Regions from separate parts of the Mus musculus genome. Here region 1 is linked to region 2. A link is a loop called in an ENCODE intact Hi-C map of the cell type or tissue named here. Cell type or tissue: left cerebral cortex. All regions are shown on one strand. Region 1 overlaps Vps35 (VPS35 retromer complex component). Region 2 holds the start of Wdr83 (WD repeat domain containing 83).

The links. A loop is a pair of places that touch in the nucleus more often than their neighbours do. Peaks named below come from ENCODE experiments on the same cell type or tissue, not always from the same donor. Only the 100,000 strongest peaks of a DNase experiment are listed, where the experiment ranks them.
Region 1: a loop joins it to region 2, with 2.8 times the contacts of the local background. A loop is called at or near these places in 5 of 42 quality-filtered maps.

Annotation. Positions count from the first base shown.
Region 1 is chr8:85,268,124-85,276,123 of GRCm38, forward strand. It overlaps Vps35 (VPS35 retromer complex component), which reads right to left. Exons shown (of 17, transcript NM_022997.5): 11 at 6,697-6,904; 12 at 5,349-5,504; 13 at 2,570-2,692. Among named protein-coding and RNA genes, the nearest start is that of Vps35, 27 kb to the right of the region's middle. In left cerebral cortex, no CTCF peak of the experiment used is centred here; no DNase peak of the experiment used is centred here.
Region 2 is chr8:85,080,135-85,088,134 of GRCm38, forward strand. It overlaps Wdr83 (WD repeat domain containing 83), which reads right to left and starts at 612. Exons shown (of 9, transcript NM_026399.2): 1 at 379-612; 2 at 179-299; 3 at 1-91. The coding sequence starts at 481. Wdr83os (WD repeat domain 83 opposite strand) reads left to right here and starts at 829. Exons shown (of 4, transcript NM_001001493.2): 1 at 829-929; 2 at 1,039-1,144; 3 at 1,643-1,740; 4 at 1,812-2,205. The coding sequence starts at 880. The coding sequence ends at 1,878. Man2b1 (mannosidase 2, alpha B1) reads left to right here and starts at 3,135. Exons shown (of 24, transcript NM_010764.2): 1 at 3,135-3,354; 2 at 4,267-4,369; 3 at 4,507-4,680; 4 at 5,221-5,414; 5 at 6,677-6,809; 6 at 7,038-7,183. The coding sequence starts at 3,196. In left cerebral cortex, CTCF peaks have their summits at 641, 3,536 and 6,321 (motif pointing left); DNase peaks (open chromatin) are centred at 577, 794, 3,115 and 3,498; H3K4me3 peaks cover 3,017 bases; H3K27ac peaks cover 1,964 bases.

The DNA.
Region 1 (8,000 bases), 190 kb after region 2:
TTCTTTTGTGATTGGGTTACCTCACTCAGGATGATACCCTCCAGATCCATCCATTTGTCTAAGAATTTCATAAATTCATTGTTTTTAATAGCTGAGTAGTACTCCATTGTATAAATGTACCACATTTTCTGTATCCATTCCTCTATTGAGGGGCATCTGGGTTCTTTCCAGCTTCTGGCTATTATAAATAAGGCTGCTATGAACATAGTGGAGCATGTGTCCTTATTACCAGATGGAACATCTTCTGGGTATATGCCCAGGAGTGGTATTGCTGGATCCTCCGGTAGTACTATGTCCAATTTTCTGAGGAACCGCCAGACTGATTTCCAACACAACAGGGAAATTTCTTAACCCTTTACCCCCTTTTATTAGTTATTTCCATTTTCTTTTCTTTTTAATTTTTTATTAGATATTTTCTTCATTTACATCTCAAATGCTATCCCAAAAGTCCCCTATACCCCCCCCTTGCTCCCCTACCCACCCACTCCCACTTCTTGGCCCTGGTGTTCCCCTGTACAAGCTTGCAATCCCACCAGCAATGGAGGAGTGTTCCTCTTTCTCCACATCCTCGCCAGCATCTGCTGTCATCTGAATTTTTGATCCTAGCCATTCTGACTGGTGTGAAGCAGAATCTCAGGGTTGTTTTGATTTGCATTTCCCTGATGATTAAGGATGTTGAACAGTTTTTCAAGTACTTCTCAGCCCTTCGGTATTCTTCAGTTGAGAATTCTTTGTTTAACTCTGTGCCCAATTTTTTAAAGGGGTTATTTGATTTTCTGGAGCCCAGCTTCTTGAGTTCTTTGTATATACTGGATATTAGTCCCCTATTGGAATTAGGATTGGTAAAAATCCTTTCCCAATCTGTTGGTGGCCTTTTTGTCTTATTGACAGTGTCTTTTGCCTTACAGAAGCTTTGTAACTTTATGAGGTCCCATTTGTCGATTTTCGATCTTATAGCACAAGCCATTGCTGTTCTGTTCAGGAATTTTTCCTCTGTGCCCATATCTTCGAGGCTTTTCCCCACTTTCTCCTCTATAAGTGTCAGTGTCTCTGGTTTTATGTGGAGTTCCTTGATCCACTTAGACTTGAGCTTAGTACAGAAGATAAGAATGGATCAATTCTCATTCTTCTACATGATAACCTCCAGTTGTGCCAGCACCATTTGTTGAAAATGCTGTCTTTTTTTCATTGGATGGTTTTAGCTCCTATGTCAAAGATAAGTGACCATAGGTGTGTGGGTTCATTTCTGGGTCAATTCTATTCCATTGATCTACCTGTCTGTCGCTGTACCAGTACCATACAGTTTTTTAATCACAATTGCTCTGTAGTACAGCTTGAGGTCAGGCATGGTGATTCCACCAGAGGTTCTTTTATTGTTGAGAATAGTTTTTGCTATCCTAGGTTTTTTGTTATTCCAGATGAATTTGCAGATTGCCCTTTCTAACTCTGTGAAGAATTGAGTTGGAAGTTTGCTGGGGATTGCATTGAATCTGTAGATTGCTTTTGGCAGGATAACCGTTTTGACTATATTAATCCTGCCAATCCATGAGCATGGGAGATCTTTCCATTTTCTGAGATCTTCTTTGATTTCTATCTTCAGAGACTTGAAGTTCTTATCATACAGATCTTTCACTTCCTTAGAGTCACACCAAAGTATTTTATATTATTTGTGACTATTGTGAAGGCTGTTGTTTCCCTAATTTCTTTCTCAGCCTGTTTATCCTTTGTGTAGAGAAAGGCCACTGATTTGTTTGAGTTACTTTTATATCCAGCTACTGCACTGAAGCTGTTTATCAGGTTTAGGAGTTCTCTGGTAGAATTTTTAAGGTCACTTATATATACTATCATATCATCTGCAAATAGTGATATTTTGACTTCTTCCTTTCCAATTTGTTGACCCTGACCTCCTCTTGTTGTCTAATTGCTTTGGCTAGGACTTCAAGTACTATATTGCATAGGAATATGGCTACTTTTATTGTTATAATGACAAATACTTAGTCATAAAGTGCTAGAAAACAGAACAGAAGCTATCCTGACAAAAACCTGGTATGTAAGCAGGTAAGAGTATTCAGATAAAAATGCTTTTAAAACATTATTAGAAAATCAAGTTTACTGAGCTTTATTCCGTAACATAAACCTGAATGTTCAACTTCCATGAATATGAGACTGAGGTGTTTTCTTTAAAATTATGCCACCGAAGACTAGCCATGGTTCTGTTTTAGAAAGAAACAAACTCTTAAGAGTAGTTGCATGCAATTCATAACAATATTCAATAACAAGCTTTTTTGAGAAGTGATTATACAGTGCTAGACCTTGTCACTAGGTAAAGTTACACTGATTCAGACCCTAAGGAAACGTTTTAGCATCAATTCAAACTGATTCAGTCTCATACTTCCAAGTGCTGCTATGTGATTTCTCAGCCAGTGTATAGTTCACCAGCGTCAGCTAAAATCAGCAAAGGGTGAGTAATGATCACTCATTCTGTGTGTGTGCTTGAGCTTTTCTACAACTTAGAAGATACAGTAAAGGAAAAGGAGAAACGTAGTGACAAATTTCAAAGTAAACCTACCATTTGGGAATTCTCTTTGTATCGAAAAGCCAACTGGTAAGCTGCAAATACCAAAGGTGGCAGTGTGAAGCGAATCCGCTGATTTCCACCAGCCCCAAAATGTTTTCGTGCCGTATTCAAAATCTGACAAAGAAAAAAAATTTAAAATAATTTTCCATGCTAGGATTATTTGTTTACAAAATTACATGGGAACTCTATTCCATAACTTTATTCCAAGCTGCTACTGTTTTATGATAAACCAGGCTTTACTGAAGTACACACTTCCTATATTATAAAATACTAACTCATTTTATATAAGCAAATTGGAAGCTTACACGGGTTGTAATACTAGCCTTAGGTAACTAGTCAAGAATAGATATGTGCTCTTTCATTCACAAACTATACTTCATTGATAAGGACTGCAGGCTGAGGAAGCTGAACAGACTTACATGTAAAAGTAGATTCTAGTCCTGTCTAGTCTTTATTGCTGCAGTGTAGCAATCTGCTGAAACATTCCATCCTGGAGAGAAGCTCCTAAGATTCAGGAAGTAAATAAACTTACAAGTCCCAGACAGCTGAAACTTGTAAGACTAACAGGTTCCTCCTCAAGGAACAATAAAGCATGCTGGTGGAGGAGACGGACCAGCAAGGTGGCCTGGAGGAGCTTGTCCAACATGGAAGCTGACTGCAAGTCATGCAGAGCTTCAGGACTGCAGCTTTTATGAGTTGTCACCTGTACCAGAGTGTGATTTTCAGTTATGCCATTGTCTTTGAGACAGCCCTGTTCCTGTGAATAACCCCACCCTCTTACTGCCCATACTCCTGTAAGTAATCCCAATAAACTCACTTGTTGGCCAAATTGAACATTAAATGGTCTGAAATCTATTCCTAATAGCAGTGAAGAGATGTCTGAGTTGCATCTCCCAAGGATAAGTCTCATACTGCCTTCCTCTTAGCATAAATTTCACTTGAAAAATGAGGTAGCATATTCCTATAAAACTGTTGGGAAGATTAAATGACACAAAGTTTCAATTATGTCATCAATACCTTGCACAAAGTATGTGCTCAGAAAAGTAGGCAATTATGGAAAAACGGCTCTGGTGTGTGTGTAGGAGTAGGAGAATCACTCCTAAAAGTCAAGGCCCTAAACTGAGCTCAGAGCTCCAGGAAGCCAGCTATTTGGAAAAAGTAGCTGCCTCAAACACCTTGTGGTTGCAGAAAGAGATGACAGACCCCGCAGTCTCCAAAACCAGAAAACAAACAAACAAACAAAAAACCCAGGTTATCTAAGGAAAGCGGCTAAATTCCCCTTTCCACCTTTCCTATCCTTAGCTTCAAAAGGCTACATATAACCCCTCATTCTCTTGAACTCTGACCACTGAGTGACTGGGGCCTATGCCATGATTAGTTGGCCAGAATTAGAGAAACCATCTTTCTGGAATTAAATAAAGCCTGTTCTAGCTATTTGGGGTTGTCTAAACTCTAATCTTTTAGATCTTCCTATAACCTTAATTATTTATCCTTACAGGTAGATCAAACTTCCTAAGCACACTTAAATTAAGAAAACTACAATATAATTTAAAAAGCCGTATGAAACAAATGTATGGTTGGTTCAGAAAGAAAAGAAGAAAAGAAAAGGAAAACCAAAGGATTGGGCAGATGGTTCAGTCAGTAAAATGCTTCTAGCATAAGCTGAGTTTAGATTCCCAACATCTTCATAAAAGGCCAGGCGCAGCCATGCAACTGCAGTCCCAGCACTGGGAAGGCAGAAGCAGCTGACTCCAGGAGCTCACTGAGGAACCCTGTCTAGAAAAACACAATGGAAAGTACCTGACTTGATGCTGACCTTTAACCTTCAGGTGCACCTACATAAACACGCAAATATAAACACTAAAGAATTCACGTAAAATACAGTATGTGATATATTTGGGTCTTGTGGATTTCTTTGATATGGTGACATACAAACATAACCAATCAGCCATAAATACTATCGATGTGACACAGAAAATGAGAGCAATCCCCTCCACACACACAGAAGGAAGAGCGAAGAAGGGGGAGCAACTTAAAATATTTCAGTATTCACATACTGTCTTGATCACATAGTGCATAAAAGACTCTCCCTAAGACAAATTAAAGAAATCAGCCTTTTAAATCATCCACTATCAGATGCCAACTTACCTACTTAGGTCACATTTAAATCTTCATTTCATAAAGATTAACTGAGGACTATGATAAAAGAGAAAGCTTTGTCTTGTCTGATCACTAAACTTTAAAGTCCTTCATACATTTTCATCTGACAAATATCTTCCTATCAGATTTTATGTCTCATTAAGTTTATTATGATAAACAACTAAACATTCTAAATGCACTACACTGTTGAAAAAGACACAGAACACAGAACAATTACGTAATATCCAACTAAAGGAAAGCAAGCTTTTCTGCAATTCTCAGGTTTTCAAGAGAAGCTGGAATACCTGACTTGTTCTTCATGAGTGCCAACAATTTAACTATTCATTTATACAAAAATAAAATCCCAGCTGTGCACGGTGGTACACAACTGAATTTGTAGCACTCAGGAAGCTAGGGCAGCAGGATCATAATTTTAAGGCCAACATGGCTACAGTGAGAACTTGCCTCAAAAAAACTAAATAGGTAAATAAATTTTTTTAAGGTCATGAACTTTAATTCAGTAACAAGTTTTTTAACACCTTAAACCAATGCAAAAGCTGCATTAAACCATTTTAAACACTTTTCTGCTCATTAAGCGTGAGGAAAGGTTACAGTAAGAGATAACTCATACCAAATACTGCTGGTCAGGATCATCAGAACGTAGCAGATGAATAAATCGGCCAACAAGGCTCTGTTCATCAGCGAAGTCTTCTGGATCAGGGTCTTCTACAGGTTGGTCTGGCTGATCCTGAATCAATGTGGACACCAAATTCATTATGGAATCTACCTGCAACACAGAAAGTAGAAAATATTAGCCTGACACTATCAACAAAAAAGGCAACAGTTTCTAAGTGGATACATAATGAAACAATATCAGCAAAATAATTCAGTGTTTTTGTAAAAAAGTTAGAATAAACAGTTTCACCCAGCTGTGAACTTTTTAAGCTACAGTAACAACCAGTTTGACAAAATTCGCCCATTGGTACAATAGTGGAATGAATATTTTAGGAATAACCAGGGCTTTCTACTTGGACTTAAGGTTTGTTCCACAGGGTAGAATTCATGCCTGGTACTGGTACTGCAAACCTGGCAAAGAACCCAAGGATTACGAAGAAAAAGGGCTAAGGCAGAGTCTACTACTATTATTTTGCTAAGTGGACATAGTAACAAACTATCTTCTAAATATCCTTCCAGCCACAGATTATTATAGCTTTCTCCCTTATCAATGATGCTTCTTTTTGCAGTGGATAACAGTTAATAGAACTCAAAGGGTAGAAAGTAAATGACTATGGAGTGTTAAGCCCTAAATAGCATGTCTTTAGCATACCCTCCCCAACATGGCTCAGGGAACACTGAAGAGGGGACAGAAATATTATAGCCAGAGGTCAAGGACTACTGCAAAATAGCACCTTTCCACAGTAGCTTTGATTGCCTGCCCAAGATCAAGCTAGTCAACACTCATCCTGGATAGAAAGGAAGTTCCCAAGGAGCCAACCCTAGCTGAAGAGCTATTGGCAAATACTGGCTACTGAAGGCGGGAGAGTCACTTCTATGGGGTACAGTCACTGGTAGGTTGCTTATATTCCCAGCAGGTGACCCTCTTCTACTCATTCACATACAGGAAGTAATAATTGAGCTGAATTTAAAAAAAAAAAAAAAAAAAGGAGGACATAAAATTGGGAGAAGTAGGGAGGTTGTTCCAAAGGCATTGAAAAGTTGATAGGTCAATGTATTCATTTATGGACAAAAATCTGAAAAGAGGTATGCCAAATGTTAATCAACTGTGGTGAAATCAGAGGTATTTAATAATTCTTTGTACATCTCCAATTTTTTAACTTCTATATAACAAATAAGCTATTCATATTTTTATTATTATGTTACCTCCTTCATTTATAACCAGTGTCTACAGCTCAATATCTAAAATCTTAGTCAACCATATTTTTCTAATTCCCTAGAAGAGCATATCTGTGTTCTCTTACCTGGTCCTGAGAGACGATTTCTGTGTTATAATCCAGAACATTACTAAGCACATAACAGCTCATGCTCTTTCTGGACTCGTAGTCAAAGTACTCAAAAAGTGGGTGGAAATGCTTTAACTTTAATACTGTTAAGATATTGTTGTAAGTATCAACAGGTATCTTCAAAAGTCTGGTAAGCTCCTTTGAAACTGCACTACTGGTAGCAATACTACAAAGAGAAAAACAGCAACCCTTTCATGAATAAAATTAATCTTTATAACAGAGCACTTGATTCACATTTTAAAAAAAAAAATCTTTATTTACCATCTATGGCAGGCAGAGGAGTTGGCCCCAGAGTCATGAGAATCAGAGAACTGGCCATGTCCCTTATTAGCTGTAACACTCAGGAGAGCAGGCTCTGCACCTCACCTGGGCAGCAGGGTAGAGCTGACCCTGTTTCCAGGGGTTGCTGGTGAGCCAGCCCCAAGGTGGAGAGAGCAGGAGAGCCCTCAGGAAGACCAGCTCAGATACCTCTCAGGCCCAGATCCAGGGCTCTGAATTGGCCCACTCCAACATCTATCGCATTGATGGAACTACTGGAGGGCACGAAGGGGCCCAATCCCATAGATCCAAAATTACAAGATCTCCATGACACAGGGCAACAACAGGATATCTGAGAGGAGTCCCACTGAGGCAGCAGAAGTCAGAGGCATTGTATCAGACCAATGAGTCTTTGCAATGAACATTTGTAAAGAAATGGGAACAAAAGGATGCATGAGCTCTGTATACACTGTTATACACTATAGCTTCCATGAGGATTTTTTCCTCCATTGGGGAGAGGATGCAAGGGTAGAAGAGACGGAAGGAGGAGATGAGAAGGATTGGGGTACATGGTGTGAAATTCACAAAGAACCAATAAGATGTTTTTAAAAATTCATTTACACATTTAAAGAAATAGGTCAAGCAAACTGAGAAAATCATATAATTAATCTCTTCTATTTCAAAATGATCTCCTCTCCAGACAAATATAGCCAGGCCTGGCTCACTCTTGGAGGGATAAAGGGTAACACAGACATCGTTTAGTTTTCTCTCTTATGTTAAAGGTCTGTACTGTTTTTCAGTTCACAAGAAATAACTATAGGGGACTAATATCCAATATATACAAAGAACTCAAGAAGCTGGGCTCCAGAAAATCAAATAACCTCATTAAAAAATGGGGCACAGAGCTAAACAAAGAATTCTCAACTGAGGAATACTGAAGGGCTGAGAAGTACTTGAAAAACTGTTCAACATCCTTAATCATCAGGGAAATGCAAATCAAAACA
Region 2 (8,000 bases):
AAATTTGCGCACGACCTGCCCAGTTGCTACATCCCACAGCACCACCGTCTTGTCCCCGCCACCAGAACAGAGATGGCTGTTATCAAAGGAGCTGGAGGACAGGGAAAAGAAGGTCAATATCCACTCACGACCCTAGCTAGCCTCTGCGCTCCTTATTCCAGCCTAGCCCGGAGCTCACCCAGCCGCATCTAGCACTTCGTAGCCGTGGCCACTGTAGGTCCGCAGCAGCGTCCCACGCAGCGGGTTCCACAGCTTTAGGGTTTTATCGCTGCCGCACGTCAGGCAGTAGTTGCCGTCCACTGGGGAACAAAGGGCAGGGGTTACGGGACCGCCGGTCTCGGGTGGAGGGACGCCCGGGAGGAAGGCGAAGGCGCTTACCATTAAATCGCACGGCTCGCACCGCGCCCTGGCTGCAGTCCAGCGTCTTCATCCGTTTCTGCGGCAGCTCCGGTGCCCGCGGCTTTGGCTCGGGAAAAGCCATACTTTTAAATGCATCAGTCCGCTGCCTGCTTTACTGCTGATGTATTGAGACCACCGTCCTCCCAAGCTTTCAAAGAGACTTGCTCGAGTGTAACATTATTATTGTCCCCCAGGATTTATTTCCTGCTTTGCACTTCCGTGCAAAATTTCAGCGCGTTAATGACAGTTTTGGGGATACTGAAAAGTCCTTTCAGTTTTTTTTCCCTAGACTTCCTACTTTCCAGGAACTGTTTTGGCCTTTTCTCATTCTCCTTTTTCTGGCTGAGAGTCGTCCCTCTCACTGCTATTGGGAACAGAAGCGCTGGCTACTGGTGTTACTCTAAAAGCCATCCTTCATTCCCACGCCCGGAAGTTGCTCTTCTAGCTGTGAAAGAAGGACGGCGTGGTCTTCAGTTTGCTATGTCCACTAACAATATGTCCGACCCACGAAGGCCCAACAAAGTGCTGAGGTGAGCAGTCCAGCAAGTCATGGCAAGGCGTCTTTGGTTGTGGCCGTGGGTCATGGCTAAGGTGGCCCAGGTGGGACTTGATCGCTCCTGATCCTTGAACATGTCGCAGGTATAAGCCTCCCCCGAGTGAGTGCAACCCGGCTTTAGACGACCCGACTCCGGACTACATGAATCTTCTTGGCATGATCTTCAGCATGTGTGGCCTCATGCTTAAGGTGGGTGGGGATGAACCTCCCTGAGTGTCTGTTGGTCCGCCTGAAACTGAGGTCTGGGGTGGGTTCAGAAAGAGGCGGGTCCTCTGGCTGTGCTAGAGGTGGGGAAGGGGGTGAGGTCAGCTAGGGGTGGAGCTAGGGTGACGCCCCAAACGTAGGGGAAGTTGGGCTTGCACTTGACTTGTACACTGCCTAGCGGGGTCTGAGGGTGGAGCCTAACTTAGGCAAGTTACAGACGACTTGTGGAAAAGAGGCCGGGAGGGTCCTTAGCATGTGGGAATGTTAGAGCAGTCTGAGAGGATGCGGTAGGGTGAGAGGTGCAGGACACACATTGGCATCAGAAGCCTGCTGCTTCGAGTAGGCTCTGAGGGTTGGTGTTGAGGTGCTTCCCCGGGAACAAGGTCCGAGCTGCAGGTAGAACCTGATATCTGAGGACCTTGGTGGTGGGAGCTCCTTGGTATACTTGTCACTGACCCGGTCTTCTCACCCACCTTTCTTCAGCTGAAGTGGTGTGCTTGGGTTGCTGTCTACTGCTCCTTTATCAGCTTTGCCAACTCGCGGAGCTCGGAGGACACTAAGCAGATGATGAGTAGCTTCATGTGAGGATGCTGAATAAGGGGATGGGGTCCCATGCGTGCTCCCCAGCACTGACAGCTCTTTTCCATCTCAGGCTCTCTATCTCCGCCGTGGTGATGTCCTATCTGCAGAATCCTCAGCCCATGACGCCTCCCTGGTGATGCCACCTAGGAGGGTTGGATCCTGGACTCAGGCCCACCTTCTCTCTGGCCTAGCCTTTGGCTGCCTCCGCCCTCCCTCAGCTGCTGTCCTAAACTTTCCTGAGTGTGGTCTCTGGGCTCCCAGCTGAATGGAAGGAAGTTGGCTCTTTCTTTGGGGCCCTGCTTCTGCTTTGACAAAGAGATAAACCTGCAGACTTCCCTTTTACCTTCTCCCCCCCCCCCAAACCCGGCCACTGTTATGAGAAACACTGTTCATGTTTCTACGTAGTCACTTGTTTTCTTATTGAAACCAGTTGATATAAAACTTTCCGCTCTGGTTGGCTTGCACTGTTGCTTCTCTTTTGTTCATGGGGTGCTCTGCCCAGTGAAGACTGCCCTGTGCTGGGGCCCCTGTCTGACTTTTTGAAAAAATGAGTTAATGTTAATATTTCACAAGCCTCGGGTCTAGGGTTAGGCATCAGGGTGATTGTTGGCCCTGATAACCTAACCAATCTAGGTTTTGGTTTTCTTGGTGTGTGTGTGTGTGTGTGTGTGTGTGTGTGTGTGTGTGTGTGTGTATGTATTTGCTTATTTATTCTGAAGTGCTATGTATGAAATTCAGGGCTTTATATAGGTTACACAAGTATTCTACAGAGGTATATTTCTGGGTTTTATTTGTGTATCCTTACATGGCCATGGCAGGCCTGGTATTCATATAGTCCTGTCTCAGCCTTCAACATGCTGACATTACAGCTACATATTAATGTACTAAACCCTGGCCCTGAGTTTTCTTATTAGAGCAACAGAGCAATCACTAGACCAGCGGGAGTTGGGAAGGGTTCTCTCTTCCCTACAAGCTCACAGGCAGCTCAGTCCAGCCTGGGATGGGTGCCTCATCTCTGGCATTCCAGTGGCAGTTTGTTTGAAGTCCCAGTCCTACAAGGCAGATCAGAACTGTTTTCGACCCCAGCTTCTATCCACTCTAGGTCCCTCCAGGACACCAACCCTAAAGAGAGTTGGTACCCTAGAATCCCATCTACACTTTCACTCCTTAGGAAACATTGAAGTCCACTGGGAAAGCAGAATCCTTCGCTCACACTCATACAAAAGCATATCAAAAAAATCTTAGTGCTAAGGTCTCCTGCCAAAAGAGCTCTGGGTGGAATGGGGGTGGGGACAGATCCAGTACTTCCCTGTGCTCAGTCTACTGCCACAGGTCCTTGATGACCCAGGCCCTGCCCCCTTCCTCACCGATTGGCGGTTCGGGTTCTGGGGGCGGAGCATTCTCAGGGATTTAGCTAGGGTAGAGAAAGCCACGGAAGCGGCGTCGCCGGAACCATGGGCACCGGACCGCTCACCTCTGGTGTCCGTGCTGGTGGCGGGAACACCGGGTGGCTCTGGATGAGCTCCTGCAACCTAGGTTCGCCAGTCCTGCCTATTTCCTTTCTTTTTTGGCTGTTGCTGGCCGCGCCTGGCGCTCGGGCCGCGGGTTACAAGGTGGGTGAGCTGGGGCCCGCGGGCGGAAATGTATTTGGGCAGAGTTGAACTAGAGGTATGGGTGACACTGATCCATAGGAAACTGCTGTTGATCTGACGGTGTGGGCTAAGAGCATGCATTGGGTTTCTGAAAAGGTCTGGCGTGAGCCTGAAAACAAGGCTGCACGTGATTTTTTTCGCCTCCCTGTGACTCCAAGTGGCCTGTTTGGACTTTGCATGCACTTTACTGTGGTTGTCGGGTGAAGAATGAGCAGCCACATGAACGCAGGACTCTAAGTTTTGCACAGGTTGTGCTTGCATGGTTCCTCTTGTTGGTGACTGCATCCCCCAAAATCCATTTGGCATGGCTCGGCTGGAAAACCTATCTTGCAAATCTGACGACATCACCTGGCGCCCCTTCTTTTCTTTGCAGAGGTTGACTAGGAGATGTGAGCTGGGCTGCCCATTCCTAGCTTCCCTTTCCCCCAGGATTCTCAGCTTCCTGGCTCCTTCCTGTGCAAGTCACTTCTCAGCACTGTGGCACAGTGTCCTAGCCTGACAATTAGGGCTAATATTGCCCCGTATCTCAGCTGTCTGCAAATGCTTAGCTAACCCCGACAAAAGTTATCCTAAAGTATGTGATCTCTGCTCTATGGGGTTTGTGCAAAGTGGGAGTTGCATCTATAGAGTATATGGGCACTATACTCTGTGTGTCCTTCCTGGGACAGATTATAGCTTTTTGACCTCTCTGCATCACTCCAAAGTTAAGGCCTGTGCTTGTACCATCTCCCTGCCTGCGTGTGAAAGTGGAAGTCAAACCTATGGTCTTGAACATGCCAGGCAAGGGTTCTACCGCAGAGCCCCCAACCTGCCTGCCTCTAGAACTATCGGCTACTGACAGGGAATGTGTATGTTGGGGGGGTCTTTGTGCAGACATGTCCCCCAACGAAGCCAGGCATGCTCAATGTGCACCTGCTGCCTCATACACACGATGATGTAGGCTGGCTGAAGACAGTGGACCAATACTATTACGGCAGTGAGTAGAGAGGGGTGAGGGCCTCTGCAATTTTTTTCACAGATTTGGACATTGGGGTGGGAACAGTGAGTTTTCTGGCCTCTGTAGCAATGCATATCTTCTAGTGGACCTTGACTTCCTGAACTTCATGCCCACAGTCCTGAGTGATGTTCAGCACGCATCTGTTCAGTACATCCTAGACTCAGTAGTCTCCTCTCTACTGGAGAAACCCACCCGTCGCTTCATCTATGTGGAAATGGCTTTCTTCTCCCGTTGGTGGAAGCAGCAGACCAGTGCAACCCAGGACGCTGTACGGAACCTGGTGCGCCAGGGTGAGCCTAACCCAAGAAGTGAAAAGAGGAAGCCCAGCCCAGCTTGTACTTCTGCAAACCCGACCTCTCAGATTACTTATTTATCTATTTACTTATGTGTGTGGGGGGGGTGGGGGAGGGGAGTGGGGAGCAGTGTCTTATTATATAGCCAGGCCCTTCCTGGCCTGGAATTTGTTATTAGATTAGATTGGTCTTGAACTTGAGGAAATCCTCCTTCCTCCCTGTTTTCCTAGAGCTAAAACAAAAGGCTTGGACAACCAGGCATCTCTGAGATTTTTATTATATCATCGTGTACACACACTGTACCCATAGTTCTACCCGCTTAGAATCTGTCTTCATATAGAGAACCCTGTCTCACAAGGTCCCATCTCCAGTGGCTCCACAGGGAGGTCAGCCATGCAGATCTGAGCACACTGGTTTGGAAACTCGCCTCTTCTTCAGGCTTCGGTATATAGCATACTAGGGTCTGTTTTCCTAGCCTTGCCCACGGTGGCCCCCGCTTCTAACAGCTACCCTTTTCCCTCTGCCTTATTTGAACAGGGCGCCTGGAGTTTGTCAATGGTGGCTGGGTGATGAACGACGAAGCAGCCACCCACTATGGCGCGATTGTGGACCAGATGACACTTGGGCTACGCTTCCTGCAAGACACATTTGGTAGTGATGGACTTCCCCGTGTGGCCTGGCATATTGACCCTTTCGGCCACTCTCGAGAACAGGCCTCCCTGTTTGCCCAGGTGCCAACCACCCTATTCTCTTTTGGACCTGCCCTTAACCTACTCTGACTCTGCCTTTAGCTACTCAAACCCTGCCCTTCTTTAGTAGTCCCTGGGACTAGACTGTGGCTTGCTGAGACACAACCTTGTGGGTGAAATTGACTCTTGTGAGTTGAGTTCAAGCCCTGATTGGTCTATATCCTAGGGCACCGCAGGTTTAAACTGCTGTGTTGGTCCTTTGCCTTGACCAGGCCTTATCTGAATTTGGACTCCACTAGCCTGCTAGTGCTGAGGCAACTCTCTAATCCCAGTGACCGTTGGCGACAACTTCCTTTAAAAACAGCTTCATGTTTGTGTTGACCTCACCCACCTCAGACTGGGGACATAACTAGGGAGGTGGACGTGGGTTGGGGTTTGACAGCTGCTTCTTTGTCCCTGTCTTTCTCAACCTTGGAAATAAACATTCAGGCTCCGTGGGACCCATGCCTGTAATGCCAGCAGGCTGGTGCAGGAGGCCTGTGAGGTAGAGATCAGTATGGTCTATACAATGAGACCCAGTATCAAAAAAAAAAAAAAAAATCTAGGGCTGGAGCTCAGCAGTAAGAGCACTGACTGCTCTCCTCGAGGTCCTAAGTTCAATTCCCAGCAACCACATGGTGGCTCACAACCATCTGTAATGGGATCCAATGCCCTCTTGTGTGTCTAAAGATAGTTACAGTGTACTTACATACATAAAATAAACAATTTTTTTTTTACAAAAAGAAAAATATCTAGCTTTAAAAAAAATTATTATTTGGGGCTGGCGAGATGGCTCAGCGGGTAAGAGCTCTGACTCCTCTTCCAGAGGTCCTGAGTTCAAATCCCAGAAACCACATGGTGGCTCACAACTACATATAATGAGATCTGGCGCCCTCTTCTGGTGTATCTGAAGACAGATACAGTGTACTTATATATAATAATAGATAAATATTTTTAAAAAATTATGATTTAACATATATGGGTATTTTACCTGCATGTATATCTGTGAGCCACATATGTGCAGTGTCCACACAGGACTGTAGGATCCCCTGGCACTGAGGTAATGGGTGGTTGCAAGTCACCATAGTGATACTGGGTATTGAACTCTGGTCCTCTGAAAGAGCAGATAACGATCTTAACCACAGAGCCATCTTTCTGGCCCTGAAAACCATAGTTTTAGTTGTGTATACCTTTTCTCTCTGTGCTCTTGCCCGACTGGGCAAGAAGGCCTTACATTCCTTCACTCAGCCTCTCTGTGCTATCAGATGGGTTTTGATGGCTTCTTCCTTGGGCGCATTGACTATCAAGATAAACTTAATCGGAAGAAAAAGCTGAGGATGGAGGAGCTGTGGAGAGCTAGTGACAGCTTGGAGCCCCCCGCTGCTGACCTCTTTACTGGTAAGAGGGTGGGAGAGTAAACCATACACAACCTCGAGCCCAGAAGAGTCCTGGTGTCGTGTTGTGATGTGCTGAGGTTATCTTAGGATTTTTAATGATTTTTTGAGCAGGGCTCTGTGCGTTCCTTTTGTATCTGCCCTTTTGAATTTGGACGTCTATCCTGGGTGGGATGTGACAGGCTCTGACCCCAGGACAGGTCTGGGGTGCTGAGTCTGGTTTTGTCTATAGGTGTGCTCCCCAATAATTACAACCCCCCGAAATACCTGTGCTGGGATGTGCTATGTACAGACCCTCCCGTGGTGGATAATCCCCGGAGCCCTGAGTTCAATGCAAAAACGTTGGTCAACTACTTCCTGAAGCTCGCTTCTTCCCAGGTAATGTAGCTATCCAGATGACAGTCCAGAATCTGTAGGCACAGGCACTAGCCTTCCCCAAAGCCCAGGGGGATGCCTCCAAGGGACATGAGGGGCTGGAGAGACTGCTCAGCATTTAAGGGTACTTCCTGCTCAAGTGTGAGGGTCAGAGTTCAGAGTCCAGCACCCACATAATACACCAGTCATTCTAACCACATGCTCCGGAATGAGAGTTATCTAGAGCTCTGGCTCCAAGAGACAAAAAGACAGGAGGATCATTGGGCACTGGATTTCAGCCTATGGAAGAAAATGCAAGTCCCAGATTCAAGGAGAGATTCTGCCCGAAGGGTGGGGAGAAGGCAGCTAGATCTCTGTGAGCTTGAAGCCAGCTGAGGACAACATAGTGAGACCCTGTCTCAAATCAAAACCAATAAACAAATCAAGGAAGTGGGCCAGTGAGATGGCTCAGTGGATAAAGGTGCTTGTGACCAAGGTTGGCAACCTGAGTTTAGTTTCCAGAACCCACATGGTGGAGCAAAGGCACTGACTTCTGAAAGTTCTTCTCCAACCTCCACGCTGGTCCTATAGCTATAACTGGTGCATACTATATCATATGTACCATCCCCTCATAAATACACATTTAAAGGGAAGAGGAGGAGGAGGAAGAAGAGGAAAATGATGAGAGAGGGTGGCTCAGTGCCTTGTAGCCTTATCTGAGTAAAGGACCCTTGGCAACTATTGGCTGTTATGTTGTTTTCAGACAAAGCTTTAAGTAATCCAAGCTGGCTTTGAACTTGCTATGTAGGTGAGGCTGGCTTTGAACTTCTGCTCCTCCTGC